Linked DNA regions of Homo sapiens: region 2 is linked to region 1. A link is a contact called in ENCODE Hi-C data. All regions are on one chromosome and are shown on one strand. The core of a region is the stretch at or near the end of the contact, and the rest is flanking DNA. Distances in the headings are between cores, read along the strand shown. Region 1 holds the start of RIOX2 (ribosomal oxygenase 2). Region 2 holds the start of LNP1 (leukemia NUP98 fusion partner 1).

Evidence for each region. Hi-C counts contacts between places; a loop is a spot of excess contacts on that map. Pooled maps may share reads with other maps.
Region 2: a loop to region 1 is called in a pooled map, with 6 times the contacts of the local background. The contact joins the promoter of LNP1 here to the promoter of RIOX2 in region 1. A Hi-C loop is called at or near these places in 7 of 50 pooled maps.

The regions. Positions count from the first base shown.
Region 1 is chr3:97,969,008-97,973,944 of GRCh38, forward strand. RIOX2 (ribosomal oxygenase 2) reads right to left here and starts at 3,424. Exons shown (of 10, transcript NM_153182.4): 1 at 3,374-3,424. LOC124909398 (a long non-coding RNA gene) reads left to right here and starts at 3,646. Exons shown (of 2, transcript XR_007095976.1): 1 at 3,646-4,803. RefSeq lists an enhancer at 2,639-2,898 and a silencer at 3,169-3,608.
Region 2 is chr3:100,398,215-100,403,068 of GRCh38, forward strand. It overlaps LNP1 (leukemia NUP98 fusion partner 1), which reads left to right and starts at 3,325. Exons shown (of 4, transcript NM_001085451.2): 1 at 3,325-4,225. It overlaps TOMM70 (translocase of outer mitochondrial membrane 70), which reads right to left and starts at 2,875. Exons shown (of 12, transcript NM_014820.5): 1 at 2,412-2,875. The coding sequence starts at 2,735. RefSeq lists enhancers at 1,293-2,212, 2,894-3,003, 3,054-3,103, 3,114-3,203 and silencers at 2,574-2,653, 3,264-3,343.

The DNA.
Region 1 (4,937 bases), core at 2,174-4,673:
GCATACTGTGTGACGTGTTGCAACTTATAAAAGAAACTTTAGATTGAAACCCAGATGTAAACTGAACAAATTAAGAAAGGAAATGTCAAAATATAAAACCCTCTAAACAGCTCCATTCCTTCAAAAGACCAGGTGCTTTTGATAAGGAAACACAGGACATGGTGGAAGACTAACACAAACTGATACTACAGGAGAGGGGTAAAGCTTGAAGCTTAGAAAAAAAAAATAAACTTTAGTGTTTAGGATATGTGGTCAGTAAGACACATTTTCTGAAAATGTTTCCTTTAAGTGAAACAGACCAGCTTGAATTCTCCAGGAAAGAATTAAGGCTTCAGGAAGGCACAGCATTGCTAGTACATGGAACTCTCAAGTGATGGAGAAATACAAAGAGATAGAAAAATGGATTCGGGAAGGGGTACTGCTTATGCAGAAGACGTTCCATAGCAGGCCTGACTGCTATCCTTTGAAAGTGCAGCTTGTGGCCGATGTCTGAGAACTTAAGATTTTGGGAGAGTTTCCACCACCATTAACTGATAGGAGTGGCTCACCATGCCTAAAATGTACAATCATTACAGTTTATACCAACACCTGCTTTCCTCTGGGAGTCTGGAAACGTTGGTATGTGCCAGGCAGGGGTGGCCTAAGTGAAAAGCCCCCAGTAAAAGCCCTGGGCACTGAGTCTCTAACAAGCTTCGCAGGTTGGCAACATTTCACAAGTGTTGACACAACTAGTTGCTGGAGCAACTGAGCACAGCCAGTGTGACCGCTCGAAGACCCTTGGAGCCTTGCACTTGGTATCCCCAGAACTTCACCCATGTGCCTCTTCCCTTTGCTGACTGTGCTTGATATCTTTTCCCTGTAATAAATCAGCCGAGTCCTCCTAGCAAATTGCTGAACTAAAGATGGCCTTGGGGACCACAGCACATTGCTCACGTTTAATTTTTAAAAACTTAGATTGGTTTATTAGGTTTGTATTACTAAAGGCACCCTATAGAGTCATTTTATATTCAGCCACACATCTCTTATCTCTCACAATTGGTCAGTTTAAAATTCATTTAAGGGGAGAGAGCAGGAGGAAGATGCAAACGAAAAGCTTTTCTTTAAGCATAATATATGAATACAGTATAAGCACATTCACCAGAAAGTGTGGCTAATCAAAGAATGCAAAACACTTAAGCCAAAATAAAATCACTTAAAAGAATCTTTCCCATCTACAATCACTAACAAACCCCAATACTGTATAACAAATGCTTTCCTTAGAATATAAATTTCACTACCCATACTGCCAAAAGTTACATCATTTGTTTCTCTGTGTTCATGTTGAAATGATTTGAGGCTCAGTTAATTGGAGCCTAAGCTTAGAGGTTTCTGGGCAAATACATTATTTCTCTGATTCTCACACTACTCATACTGTAAGACAACCATTCCTCTTAACAGCTTTCTAGAGCAGAGGGGAGAATAGATGAAGCATCCTACCACATTAAACATACAAAAGTCTTAAGGTACATATCATAATTTCGGAAACAGCAAGAAGTAAAACACATATCTTAGAATCCAATACTATAGTAATTAAAGAAGACAATGCTTTGTCTAGAATAGTACAGCCAACACAACCTTGCCCATAAGCCTTAGAGACCACCCCAATAGGAGTAAATATTTCTGTAAAATCACAGAAAAGTTTTTGAAGAGCAATTGTTTTCCATTTGAGTTGACTATAAGCATTAAATGTAAAAAGACTAAAAGATTTACAGTTCATACTTTGGTGACTACCCCACAGATAAACCCTATAAGAAAATCAATGTTGACAACCATACTATAGGCAACAGACAGACAGTCACTATATTTTAAAGGTACCCTAACCTCCTTTTCTATAATATTTGAGGACATGAAGACGTGAGGAAGCTCTTGAAGGAAAGGATTTGTATATCCCCGGAAACAAGCACGGTGTGGTACATAGGAGGTCCTCAAGAAATGTCTGCTGAATTTTTCACATTTTCATCTTTTGTCTGTATACAATTTTGGAGACAAACCACAAAGGCCTTACACAAAACAGTTACGGAAAAAACAGATGGCCTGTGCAGAGGGGATTATTTTTCTGATTGCAGCTGTCACTTCAGGATTCAAGAGTATCGTAAAAGCTAAAAGGCACTTTAGACATCAGTAGTTATTACTAAATCGGGGAGGGAAGTATGAATTTCTACATCCCCTGGGCAGTTTTACAGAATGTAGTTCAGAGTTACCAGCAAGGTTGTTAGCATGCAAATTTCTGGGCCCTCATCAAGCCCACTGGATTGCCACTTCTGATGGCTGAGGCCCATAATCTGCATTAACGTAATACGCTCTCTAGATGAATTTTAGGTCCACTAATGGAGGACAACAGTCAAACGCAGCTCAGTTAAACACACGGCTGTCAGAAATTATATATTGCTTGTAACAAGGTTGCCCAGACTGATCTAAAACATTTCTTTTTGGCTCAGAGATATGTTAATCAATCCAGAGGGAAAACTGGTTCTCCTATTGACCTAAAGGAGTGATCAGCAGTTATCTTTTTAGTCTGATTTTAGAGAGGAAACGGACTATACCTCAATGTATTTTCGTGACCATGAGGTTACAAAGCTTGATGTCCAGGAGGCAAAAACCAGTACCAGCAGAAGAAGCTGAGTAAATCAGGTTCCTCTGCTCAAAGATGAGCCCAGTGACATGAAACCCGAGGCACCAGATTTACAGCTAATGAGTGGCGAAATCAGATCCTCTTCCTCCCAGTCTATCCTTCCTGAAAACAGTGAATAACCTGGTCTCAGTAACCTGTTGGACAACCCAGCTGTCGGCCAATCGTTGCGGAATTATTTGCTGGTAAATGAATTGGAAGCATATGATGTAATGCAGCTGCCCTTCTCCCCACACACCTGAACTTCAGATTTCACAGCTGTAGAGCGTGTCTCTTAGGCCCGACATGACGCCCGGCGGCGCAGCCCACGTGGAAGCCGTGCTCGCACAGGCAGTTCTGCCACCACCGGGCGGAGGCCGGCACCACCCTCCTTGCTAAGCCTCCAAACTTTCCGTGCGCTCGTCACCGGTGTCGCGACCATTAGCAGGCCACGTGTGCGACTCTCTGTAACCAAGGCTTCCGCGACCCTACCCCTAGATCCGGGCCCCACCCACCCTGCCCCAGTCTCCGGGGAGGTGGGACGCCTGGGAGCGCGTCCCAGGTCCCGCAACCACAGCGCCGGCCACCGAGGCTTCTCGCCGACCGACAGGTCTCCCAGACCCGCACCCGAGCCCGGGTGCCTAAAGCAGCAGCGCGCGCCCCGCGGGATCGGGCACTACCCGGCCTGCCCCGGCGCTGGGATGCCCACGAGAGCGCCCCACTCACCCGGCACGGCCTGTTGCTCGCGGCCGCGAGCCCACTGCGTTGCGGCGCAGCGGCTGGAGGCGGGGCAGCGTGGGCACGCTCCGGGCCGTGCTCCAGCCCCCGCCCCGCCCCGCCACGCCGGCCCGCAAGTGGTGGCAGCCCGGAGGCCTGGCTACCCGGCGGTGTTCCGCGTTCACGCCCGGGCGTTTCTTTAGTCCATATGGAAGGAAATAAATGGCCTTTTTTTTCCTCTTTTTTTTTTTTTTTTTTTTTTTTTTTTTTTTTTTATGGTATGTGAGACAAGGTCTCACTCTCGCCCAGGCTGGAGTGCAGTGGTAGCGATCTTGGCTCACTGCAACCTTTACCTCCCGGGCTCAAGCGATCCTCCTGCCTCGGCCTCCCAAAGTGCTGGATTATAGGTGTGAGCCACCCACCCGGCTCTCCTTTTTTTTCTTTTAACTTGGGGCGGCAGGAGAGGATTTGAGAGAGCGTTTTGGTGCAACTCCGTTCCTTTTATGAATAGAGAAGCAGGCCTGAAGAGGAATACCAGCGGTGCAAGTTTAGGGAGTTGGTGGTCCGGGTTCTCCCATGGCTTTCTTATGGGCTGTGTGGCTACACAATGCTGATTTGTACAAGCCGAGTGTCATTTATATCATCTCGCTCCGGGAGAGAGAGTCAATCCTAGTTTTAAAAGATACTGGAAATTCGTTGCGACTATGGCTATAGAAACAGAAGAAATGCAGTTATCTGAGTCCTTTCAGCCTAACACTCCCTGCTTTGGAACATTTGGTTCCAGTCAGGAGGCACAAATGAGGGAGCAGGGAAATCAGTGGCGGGCCTGTGCCTTTCTTTGCTCTGTAGACAGCCAGAGGACCCAGAGGAAGTCGACATTTCGTTCCGTCAAGGTGACTGAGACCAGTGGCTGCTTCTAAGGATCAAGTGGCACATGAACAAATGGGAACAAAGTACACCCTTGTCTAGTATTTGTCTAAAACTAACAATAATAGCAAGTCTTGAATTGAGTTCTTCCTGGCTATAAGGCACCACGCTAGGTGTTTCAAATACTCCTCACTTCATCCTCACTACAACCTTGCAATTACCTCCATTTTACAGTTGAGGAAACTGAGTCAGGAGAGGTTAACTAACTTGCACAAGATCACACAGCTAGGAAGATGCAGAAACAAGATTAGAGCCAAACCAGTCAGTCAACTGTTGGTCTTTTTCACGTTTTACTAATACTCGTATAACTAGTAAGTTTCCTGGCAGGTTCCAGTTGGAAAAACTCGAGGGTAACATCAAATTTAGCCCTTACAGGGTAAAAAAGAATAGTCAACAGCAAAAATCTCTAGTTGATATGATATTGGTAATGTACTTCGCTCTTTATTTTGACTGCAAGACATCTACTCAAGATAATATAGAATAATATTGCTGTTCCCGGGATTCAGATAAAGGTAAATTCTCACACGTCCACCACTTGGAAAAGCAGTACGGTTGTAGAAAAAAGTTATAATGTCAACACAAAATACCATTTTCTCAGCATATAAAATGGCCGCAGGATGTCTAACAGAACAAAAGTACATATGGA
Region 2 (4,854 bases), core at 2,075-4,574, 2.4 Mb after region 1:
CTCTACTAAAAATACAAAAATTAGCCAGGCATGGTGGCGCATGCCTGTAATCCCAGCTACTCAGGAGGCTGAGGCAGGAGAACTGCTTGAACTCAGGAGGCAGAGGTTGCAGTGAGCCAAGATCGTGCCACTGCACTCCAGCCTGGGTGACAGGGTTAGACGCTGTCTCAAAAAAAAAAAAAAAAAAAAATTTAGTTTCATGTATAGAAACTATCTTTATTTTTAATGTTTACAGAACTGAGAACTTTTTGGATCTTTTATTTTACCTACTATTCTTCCATGATTAAAACTAAATTAACAAACGAAATAGAAAATGACTGGAGAATTTCAGACATCCAAAATTGATGTAAGACAAGTGATAATTAATTCAAATAATCCTCTTGATAACTACTTTTAATAGCAGCAGTGAGCTATTATAAATGATCATAATGAGAATCATCAATTTTTAGTACTGAAAGAAACAGAAGAGATCTAATATTTTAATCCTCTTATTCTACAGGGATGACGCTAAGGTCAAGGAGACAAAATGACTTTCCCAAAGTGACAATGCTGGAGAGCCCACTATAAAGCTTACAAATCCTAGTTCTAACACAGTCCATAAGTTCTTCTACTATCCAGTCATAAACCTTTTAGAAAATAGGTAATGCTTCACTCTCCCATAGGAAAGATCATATGGCTTTCTCATGGCCTAGCACAATGCCTCACACACTGCAGATACTAGTTTGTTCATTCCTACACCAAAACTTCCTTTAAAGCTAATTTGACATCCTAGTAAAAATATCTTCGCCCGGGCGCGGTGGCTCACGCCTGTAATCCCAGCACTTTGGGAGGCCAAGATGGGCAGATCACCTGAGGTCAGGAGTTCAAGACCAGCCTGGCCAACACAGTGAAACCCCGTCTCTACTAAAAATACAAAAATTAGCGGGGCATGGTGGCGCGCGCCTGTAGTCCCAGCTATTCCGGAGGCTGAGGCAGAACTGCTTGAACCCAGGAGGCGGAGGTGGTGGTGAGCTGAGATCGCACCACTGCACTCCAGCCTGGGCAACAAAGTGAGACTCCATCTCAAAAAAAAAAAAAAAATTCAACCTGAATAGTATAATATGGAAATGACTTGCATACATATTTAAGTGTATACACTTGGATACAATTAGAAGTTACTTGACCAACTGTATATACTTATGTATAAAACTGGGAGATATTTGACCAAACGTTTCTCTGACCTCGACTTACTCTGGTACTACCATTGAACAACTCCAGACCCAGAGAAAATCCACCACACCCAATCCCAGTATTGTCAAATGCAGCCAGACTAATTCTCTGCACAGCTGTCAGATACCAAAAGGATTTAACAGTCAGTTCACCAAAACCATACAAAGCAGTTCACTAAATAATCCAATGCTTGGCCTCACATCAGAGAAACTGTATCATGCATATTAGGCTTGGTCATGTACATTTCCAGGTGAAATGGAAAAACTGAATTTAAGATGCTTCCAATCAAAAAGTTTAAGAAGTCACTCCCATTTTTTTTTTTTTTTTTTTTGTATGTGTGTGTAGGCCTGGACCTGGGGCAGGGGGCTGTGTGCAACCAAGCCTGGTGAGCATTGCTGTGGCCGCTACTCTTGTGCAGCAAGAGGGGACAGTGCAGTGCAGAGCGTTTTCTGACAAAGGCCAAGGGGTCCGGAGTGCAAAAGGACACCTTGGGGCTGGGGCATGGCAGGAGAGGTTACGGGCGCTGAGTGCTTGCAGCCAAGGGGGCTTCGGGGTTGCTGAGAGAGGACGAGCCTTGGGAGCTTGACAGTTCTGCTTACAGTTCAGAGGCTGTAAAACAAATGCCACTGAACACCATTTCACTCTTTAGAACCTGTGTAGTCTTTCTTTTTCTATGTAGAAAGCCATCTAATCGTTTTTGTTTTTGTTTTGCTTTTGTCAACTAACCGTCACTGTAGTTGCCCACTTACCCCCAGCAAAAACACACTCCAAAAGGGGGAGTGGCTCATTATTAAAAGGCTCTTAGCGATTAGGTTGTAGGCTTTGGAAATCACAGAAACAGTTCGTATCACGATGTACCAATTGTTAATCGAATTTAGCTTCCTTCACTTATTAAATACAATCATCACATTTGCAAATGCCCCACTCCCATCTACAACACTAGGGATAAATGCTGTGTCACTGAGAAGAAAAGCAAAGGATTTTTCTGAAACCAAAAGCAAACTGTCAAAGAATGCCAGTAACCTGTCATCGAGCTACTCTATGCCCTCCACTGGCAGCCAGAAATGAGTCTCCCTAAACCCAAGTGTTGTGCTGCCGCTTGGCAGCTTCCGTCTGATGGGAAGCCCCCTCACTGACACAACCCGCCAAGGAAAAGCTGCACGAGCCAGTTTCCTCCTCTACGGCCTGGGGCTGCTTCTCACCATGTCCAAGTGAGCACCGGGACCTTCAGGGTGTCCGCTGCCCGGGGCCGGACTGGCCCTGCCCTCCGGGGTCTTCCGTTCGCTGTTGCGCTTCAGGCCGCTGGCGTCGCCCCGGCCTCTGGCCTCCCGGCGCCGTTGCTGCCGACTCCACAGGTATATGGCACCCGCGCCCAGCAGCAGGGGTGCCCCGACCGCCAGAGCCAGCTGCCATCGCGGCAGCCCCCCCGTGCCCGGGCCCGCAGTCCCGCCGCCGCCCACCCCACTCCCGGAGCTCGGTACAGCGGCTGCGACCACCGCTGCCTCCACAGGTTTAGAGGCGGCCATGACAAGTGTCCTCTGCCACCGCCTCCCTGTCTGTCGCGAGCGCCACAATCACCAAACAGCGTGCGAAGGAAGACCGAGGGAGGGAAGGAAAGCAATGAGCGAGCGAGCACGCTAGGCAGAGAGAGCGGACGACAGAAAAGGGCCAGAGGTCACCGGAAGCCCAGGGCATGCCGGGCCAGACCTGGCCGTCCTTCTCCTCCAGTATCAACCGAAGAGGGAGAGGAGGGGCGGAAATCACTTCCGGGTTAAGGGAAAGCGTGGGTGTGAGTAGGAGTCTTCGGAAACCCTTTTTCTTTCTTTTCGCCCCGCTGCTGTTCGGGAGATGGACTTCTGGAGTCCCCGTCGTAGCTGGTGTTGTCCCCTCTACCTTCAGGAAAGAAGGGCAGATGGCCCTCTTGCCTACTGAAGCCGAGGAGGGGCGCGTATACAGCGGGCTAAGGGCGCTCAAGAGATCCGAGTGGAAGAAAAAGCAGCGGCACAGCACTGGAATGGGCGGGAGTGGCAGAAGAGTTGTGAAGGCTATTGGCTAGCAAGGGTGGTGGGCGGGGCGTAGACCGAGCTACCCAGTTTACTGGTCGATTTCGGATCCAGTTTTCCAGTTATAGCCACGTTGGCACCTCTTGAACCTCTGTGGCCGTTAGCACGGTTTTCTGCCCGCGTGCCCGAGAAACCAACGGATTAGAAGGACTTTTAAAGATGTGTGAGGAAAGAGCTCACCGCTGAAGAAGGCTGCTGCATCACTGAACTTCTTATCACTAACATAGCGAGATTTTAGTTTGGACGAATTTGAGGTTATAGGGGAGATAGCGATGGCAGAAGACTAGGTGGAAATGGCACATCTAGGTTGGCTGCAGTCGAAACGGTTTGAGCGTGGTCGCTGTGGCTCATCGTCGGCACCAATTAACGAAGCGATGACATCTGCGTTGTTAGGGGTTTCTTAAACTGAGTTGGTAGAAATGCGAAGCGTCAGGGTTCCCGCCGGCTTCGAGCCTTTCTTGGCGTATTTGTATCTTGAGCTGATTTCTGCGTCAGCCCACATCTCGCTCTGATCCGCACGCCCCCCGGGTTGTTTTGCAGTAGCAGTCTCAGCCCTCTTCTCGTCTCATTCCCAAATCGTAATTTCAGTTCACAGCTTTTTATCTATAATAGCTTTATCAACTCTTTTTCCGATGCTCTGCACCAGATCTCTTAAAATATAAAATTACCTTGCAAGGTATTGTTTGGAATACACGGTATTTTCATGAAGACAACTATTAATAGAAAAATCAGAGTCCAGAACTATGGTTCTCCATTTCTGGTATACTGGTTTGCAGAAGCCTTACATTAAGATTTCATAAATGATTGTTTTGCTGTTAAGTGCAACAACATCACAGTAGAGCTACATAAAGATTGAAAGGAGATATTTTATCAAGTGGCACCAGAATGGACTGATTAAAATAGAATGGCCTAATTGGAAAGAATTTCAGGATCACCGGTTTCTCCTGCTTCATGTAAGTTCCTATTAGTAAATTGCCTTCAGGCAATAGGGTTTCTTAGCAACAGACTAAAAAAATGGGCTAAAAATAGCAGTGGAATTGAGTTGATCGTTGCAGGCAATAGGCTTTTCTCCCCTCCTGATCCCCCAATCCCCAAAGGCAAATTTTCTGCCCCTTAATATAAGCTCTGCCTTGCCTTTTTCAGAACACAAGTTAGGATTTTTTTTTTTTTCTGAAATTTCAGTTTTGCTGTGGCCTCTTGGAGGATTGTAGAGTGCTAACAATTACAAACTTGATAGGAACTAAAACATATTTGAAGTTTTTTTTTTAAACCTTTTTCTTATTTATTGGAGTAAGCAATACACTGTTACGGTTAAACTCCAAAAGTTACAGAGTTTACTGTGAAAAGTCTTCCTTCAGTCCCTGTCCTCAGCTGCACAGTTCCCCTCTCCAAAGGGAATCGGTGTTATTTTCTTGAAACATTTTTTGGATTAATATTTATCTAAAGGCCTGATTTTGTTTGGCTTTATTTTTAAGGTTGGCATTAGTAAACGAATCTGTTCTGGTTACTTTTATACTTTGATAAACATCTCATTTCCATTCTCTAGCCTATGCTATTCTCTCATTTTCTCCTCCATTTCCTA